Linked DNA regions of Mus musculus: region 1 is linked to region 2. A link is a loop called in an ENCODE intact Hi-C map of the cell type or tissue named here. Cell type or tissue: heart. All regions are shown on one strand. Links, peaks and the distances in the headings refer to the core of each region. The heading gives the core; the rest is flanking DNA. Region 1 overlaps Hormad2 (HORMA domain containing 2). Region 2 holds the start of Uqcr10 (ubiquinol-cytochrome c reductase, complex III subunit X).

Region 1 (2,918 bases), core at 332-2,831, 270 kb before region 2:
TAAGTAACTCACTAAATGGTCATTGATTTTTCTATTTAATTCTTAACAAATACCTTAGACGCCTTCAGTGTTCTGGTGTTGTGAGAGAGCTGCGCAGTAGCCATCGTGAGAATGAATCAGGATTCTTTCAACAATTCCAACCTGTTAAAAAAAAAATTAGAGACTTTCCCTAACATAATACTTACTATCTTGTCTTTCCAAAGATGTAAGTGAACCCTAAAACCAAAAATTAAAATCAATTACAGTTAAGTATAGACAATTTCTCAGACTGTCCTGTTACAAGAAAAATTTACCAAGCCTAATTTTGTAAATACAAAGGAAAAACAGAGCTAAAATAGTTCTTCTTAGCCCTATCAAAATTGCAAAAGTGAATCTGAATTAGAAAAATTCTTATTTTGAATTTTCCAAATGAGAGCTGTGTAAGTTAACTGTAATTTTGGTAGCAAATTTTAATAACCACTTGAATTTTCACTATAAGCTTTTACTAAATCTGGCATAAAGTCTCTGCATTAAATTTCATCAACTCAATAAAATCATAAAATAATTTATTCATTCATAAACACATTCTCAGAAGAAAATTAAGTTATAAGTCACCTAAGCCCTCAACAATGTATCCCATTCATCTTTGTTGTGCCCTCAAAGAGGAGCTGTCTTCTTGTGTTCAGCTGGGCTCAGAACATTTTTTAGGTTAACTTCAGACTTGTTTACAAACTCAAAACTTTCTCCAAAAAGGAACATAATAAGCGCTGGTGAAGAGATGGAGAATTAAAATCCTCACCACTGCTGACTGGAATGTAAAACGGCCCAGCAGTATACAGTTCCTCACATTTCTAAGCAGTTACACCGGTATCCAGCATTTCCACTTCTAAGTGTACAGCCAAAAGAAATAAACAGGGAGGAAGGAGCAGGGAGTGCCTCCAACACGTGTACACCCACAGGCACAGCAGCACTCTTCTTCACGGTCAAAGGTGGAGATGATCCAATGCCTATCAGCAGACAAACAGACAAACGAACACACAGCCAAGGGCAGTGGCATGCACTGGATGCCCACCTACAGTGCAAGCTGGGGCAGGGCAATCATTTGAGCACAGGAGTCTGTCAGCCTGGACTAGACCCCATCTCAAAAAAAAAAAAAAAAAAAAAGGAGCAGATAAACAGATAAACAAAATGTGTTTGTGATATTTAAGGGCTACTCAATCTTTAGAAAAGGATGAAATTGTGGTAACATGACACAATGTAAATGAACCTTGCAAGCACAATTCTAGGTTAAAATTAGACAACGCTAGATACAGAAGGACAAATACATGTGCTTACATATGAGAACCTACATATAAGCAAACATATACAGACAAAAAGTAGACGAGAGGTTATCTGGACTCGGGTGGGGATAGAAGAAATGGCAGTTTACTAGGAGAGTTTCTGTTCATGATGATGAGATGTTTTGGAAACTGCAAATGGGTAGCAATTGTCACCTGACAGCTGAGTATGACTAGACTAAACATGGAGAATGGCTGACATGGTCAGTCCCCCAGTATGCACATAGATCACAATGAAGAACACAGTGGAGGTGGGGAAATCCACAACGATACTGCCGAGTCTGGGAAAACATTTTTTATTCACCCTTTTTTTTTGCTTCGGTGGAATTTTTTTAAAGTAAATCTTCCCTTTTCTTTCTGAAGGCCTTAATTTTATTTCAGTCGGAGGCCTTACTTGAAATAACCTGTTTAAAGAAAGTCCATTCTGGCTCACTCAGGGCAATCTGTTACCTGTTATATTATCAATTAAGACAAGATTCTGGAAGATTTTTGCAAATAAGAGGTTAGAATTATTTGGAGACATTGCCACAAGGTGGTGATAGAGACTATAAACAGATACTATTGAATTTCTCTTAGATTATTTCTTCAAGCAGCACTAGGGGACACTAGTACAATATTTCTACAGGAGACTGAGATCTACCTAGCGGTCCTTGAGTAGTCTTTAAAGGCTGTTTTCTTTTAGAGTATAACTGTTGAGTCTGACTCACAGCATCTCCTTTATACTGTAAGAAAGAAGGAAGAAGGAAAGTAGCGATAAGGGTTTAAGTTCCAGTTCTATCCCATTAGAATATAACCTCCTACCGGAGAAGCAGTAATAGAAGGAATAATGGTTTTTAAATCACTTTTTATATTGCTAGGATTTTAGCCAATCTTTTTAGATCATAAGATATTTCCAGGGGCATCCGCCCATGAGAACACCACGTAGTTAGGTACCTGCATTTTTAGAATATATGGATGACCCAGATGAAATTTATAGTACTGAAAAACAATTCTACCAGGGCTGTTGCATCTGAAAAGGAATTTAAAAATATTTATAAAACAAGTAAAATTCAATTTTATGCAACACAAATGGATATGTAAGAAAAATCAGCCAACAATGCAATCTAGCAAAAGTAGGCTTTGTAATTATGAAATTTGGGTTCAAATTTGGATTCTATTACCTAGCAGTTGTATAACTCTGGTTAAATTAATTCCTATGAGATTTGGTTTCTGTTTTTGTAACCATAAATACAGACCCAACTTTCAGGTCTTGCTCACTGTACACCTGGAATAGTAACATAGGCCAGGGTTTAAACACGTGAACTTTCTGAAACAAACTACCTAAGATCACATCTCAGTGGGCAGTTTACTATGTAACCTTGGACAAGATGTGGGCCCCAGTTTCTCCATCTGTACAGAAAACAGTGTCTACTTCACAGTTATTTCAACATTAAATCTATTAAACTAATATGGTACTTAGAACAGTTTTTTATATACACTTCATTAATGTAAGAAAGTATGTTTGCTTTCAAAACAAAGCACCTGCATATTAAGTCTTCCTCTCCTGGTGTTTCCCAGCCTCGGCTCCTCCCACCATCCTCCAGCCTTTTTCTCCTGCCTTTT
Region 2 (2,918 bases), core at 247-2,746:
GCCCTGAGGGGGCTGGAGAGACGACTCAGTGGCTAAGGGTACTCTGGTTGCTCTTCCAGAGGACCTGCGTCCAGTTCCTAGCACAGATGATGTACATGCAGACACAACATAAGCAAATAAAATTAAAACAACAAAATTTAAAAACAAACCAAAAGAGGTAAGAAAGGAAGGAAGGCAAGAAGGAAGGCCACTCAGTGAAGGAGCTGGTCGGTGGTGGCTCAGGCCTACAATCCCAACACTCAGGTGGCAGAGGCAGGAGGGTGAGTCTAAGGCCAAGCCTTGTCTACCATCTAGCTCCGGGACAGCAATAGCTACACAGAGAAACCCTGTCTCGAGAAAAAGAAACCAGTCGATGAACATGCTGGCCATCAGTAACATACCTTCCCCAATACTCTCACAACCTTTGACATAAAACATGCACAGAGTGTGGGACAGTTAAGTCAAAGAGGGCTCGCCATTTCCTACTTTATATTCATCCCCACATTTTCCCAGGATGCTATCTTTCAGTGGTATCATTAAGTATGAACGGTAGCACCTCATCTGTATCCCAGGATCTTTGATCCACTATGACCTTTATTCAATACCACGGTTAAGTGCTTTAAGTCCAGTATTGCCAGTTAGGGCTTGAGGTTTCATAGTCTTCACGTTTAATCCAAAGAGCCTACGTGGGCGGCCTTCGGAACTGAAACATCAATTTTAAAAGGTCAGCCACATGGTCTAAGGAGACCTACTTTTAACGACTGCCTTGCTGAAATCTGCCCTTGAAACTAGCAAGGACGGCAGGGGTCGGAGTTCCAACTCACCACCGACTTAATGGAGTGGTTCAGACCCGTAAGTCCTCTGATGTCTCAGGAGTCAGGAGTTAGCTTTCGCAAATGAATATGTGGAACTGTGTGACAGGACATACCAATTAGGCCTCGCACCATGTCAAGAGAAATAGATGTATTAACGGGCACAGTTCACCCCAGACCTGGTAAGACTTGATTGAGTTCCGTCCTACCTCCCTCCCAGTCACCCTTCAGGCGGGCCCAAGGTCAGGATGGCCCAGGCCCTCACCCCCTCGTTGATGTGCTCGTAGATCGCGTCTGCGCCCTGATCGAAGGCTCGCTCGAAGAACAGGGCGCCCACTGCGATGGTGAGGGCAAAGGTGGAAGTTCTGCGGAACAGCAAGGAGTACAGGCGCGAAGGGATCGTCGGCGACGACATGTTGCCTCACTGCCGAACTCGCGCCACTGCGCTTGCGTAGAACCCAATGTCTTGCTCCAAAAGTTTCAACGCGCCCTGCTTTATGGGAATTGTAGTTTCTCTGTATCTCAGAGTCGACATTTTGAACCATTAAAGAAACTGATAATGTGCACAGGGTAACAGTTTATTACAATGTTCATATTCCACACAACCAAAATTTGATAAGACTTATTTCTCAGTTTTTCTCCTCAACCATTTCCTGCGTTTGGCTATTTTGAACTACAAGTCCCGAAAGCCCCTTAGCTTACCCATCTTCCCCAGTGCTGTCTCGCCTTCGTATTCCGCCTTCTCGGTACCTTAGGAAGGACTACAAATCCCAGCGAGCAGAGCGCAACGCGAGGACTCAAGAGGAGGAGCCCGGAACCAGGTATCTTTGGTGAGACATCCGCGTCCAAGTTTTAGGCTCTTTTCCCAATCAGAAGAGTAGGCATTTCATTCTAAGTCCGCGCTATCCGCTTTTTCTGGCATGGGGAGTGAATACAGAGGCAGGGAACCTGAGTTTCTGTGGCTGCATCTCGACTCTCTGCCTAACGTCCTTTGAACCTACTCCAGATGTAGGTTTGGGGGTGGCAAAAGTCGGGTCCTGCAGTTCTAACTCTTAAGCCACGTCTCAGGGGGGAAAGTGGCTTTGCACTTGCTTCCTGTTCTCCAGAGCGTAGGCTTTAAAGCCAAGAACCCCGGCTTCGGAGATGGGTGACCTGGTTGTAAAAGGCACCGTACTTTTCTGAGTATCCCCTCGGGGTCTTGAGATGATCCCCAGTAAAAGAAAGGTTCCCAGCTCTCCTGGAGCGCTCTGGCCGTGGTGCGTGGGCGATGGGGAAGCCCAGCACTTCTGGAAACTAATACTTTGTAAAAGAGAAAACCCAAATGCTTGGACGGATTGCTTGCTCTTTAAACCTGAGTAGCCGCTTAATGGAGGACTGAATATATTGTAGCAGGGTAAACAGGATAATGTTTCTAGAGGCAACTGCACTGCTGGGGTGCTTGAGAAAGTGTAGAGTGGCCTCTAATGAGTAGGTGGCCTGAAGTCATCTCTAGTCTGGCCTTGAATCCCGTCCTGGGTAAGGAGTCATTCTTTTCCTAATTGCACTAGGGAGTCACTGAATGGGTTTAAGCTGGAATGCTTTGAGGTCTATTTACATTTTAATGTTATCGTTCTGACTTCTTGCTAGAGCAAAAACTGAAGAGAAGAAATTGCAGAGGTAGGTAATTTAGAGTAGAGAGGTTTAGAATAATGGTCAGATTTGAGATGCATTTTGGTAGGTAGGATAGACAGAGCAAGCTAGCAGAAGTGTGCAAGAAAGGTAGAATTAAGAGGTGGGCTCGGTTGTGGGTGCCTTTAGTCTCAGCACTCCAGATGCAGGTGGGTCTCAGAGTTCAAGACCAGCCTGGTTTACAAATTCCAGGACAACCAGGGCTACACAAAGAAACCCTGTCCTGAAAAACCAAACCAAACCAAGAAACAAAAATAGGAATTAACATCTAGAGATAAATTAAGATTTGACTACAGAGACTAAATGGTTTGTGTTTGTTTGTATGGAGAAAAGGTTTTACACTTGCTCTGGCTTGCCTGGAACCAGCTACATAAATCAGCCTGACTTTTAACTCCTGGTGATCCTCCTGTCTCTGCTATCTCTGGAAGGCTAAAATTATAGACAAGCACTATCATGCCT

Evidence for each region. A loop is a pair of places that touch in the nucleus more often than their neighbours do. Peaks named below come from ENCODE experiments on the same cell type or tissue, not always from the same donor. Only the 100,000 strongest peaks of a DNase experiment are listed, where the experiment ranks them.
Region 1: a loop joins it to region 2, with 2.7 times the contacts of the local background. A loop is called at or near these places in 7 of 42 quality-filtered maps.

What each region holds. Positions count from the first base shown.
Region 1 is chr11:4,434,949-4,437,866 of GRCm38, forward strand. Hormad2 (HORMA domain containing 2) reads right to left here. Exons shown (of 11, transcript NM_029458.1): 2 at 54-141. The coding sequence starts at 104. Among named protein-coding and RNA genes, the nearest start is that of Hormad2, 4.7 kb to the right of the region's middle. In heart, for the core only: a CTCF peak has its summit at 1,861 (motif pointing right); no DNase peak of the experiment used is centred there.
Region 2 is chr11:4,703,101-4,706,018 of GRCm38, forward strand. It overlaps Uqcr10 (ubiquinol-cytochrome c reductase, complex III subunit X), which reads right to left and starts at 1,244. Exons shown (of 2, transcript NM_197979.3): 1 at 1,057-1,244. The coding sequence starts at 1,206. It overlaps Zmat5 (zinc finger, matrin type 5), which reads left to right and starts at 1,556. Exons shown (of 6, transcript NM_026015.3): 1 at 1,556-1,621. In heart, for the core only: no CTCF peak of the experiment used is centred there; DNase peaks (open chromatin) are centred at 1,231 and 1,561; H3K4me3 peaks cover 2,421 bases; H3K27ac peaks cover 2,095 bases.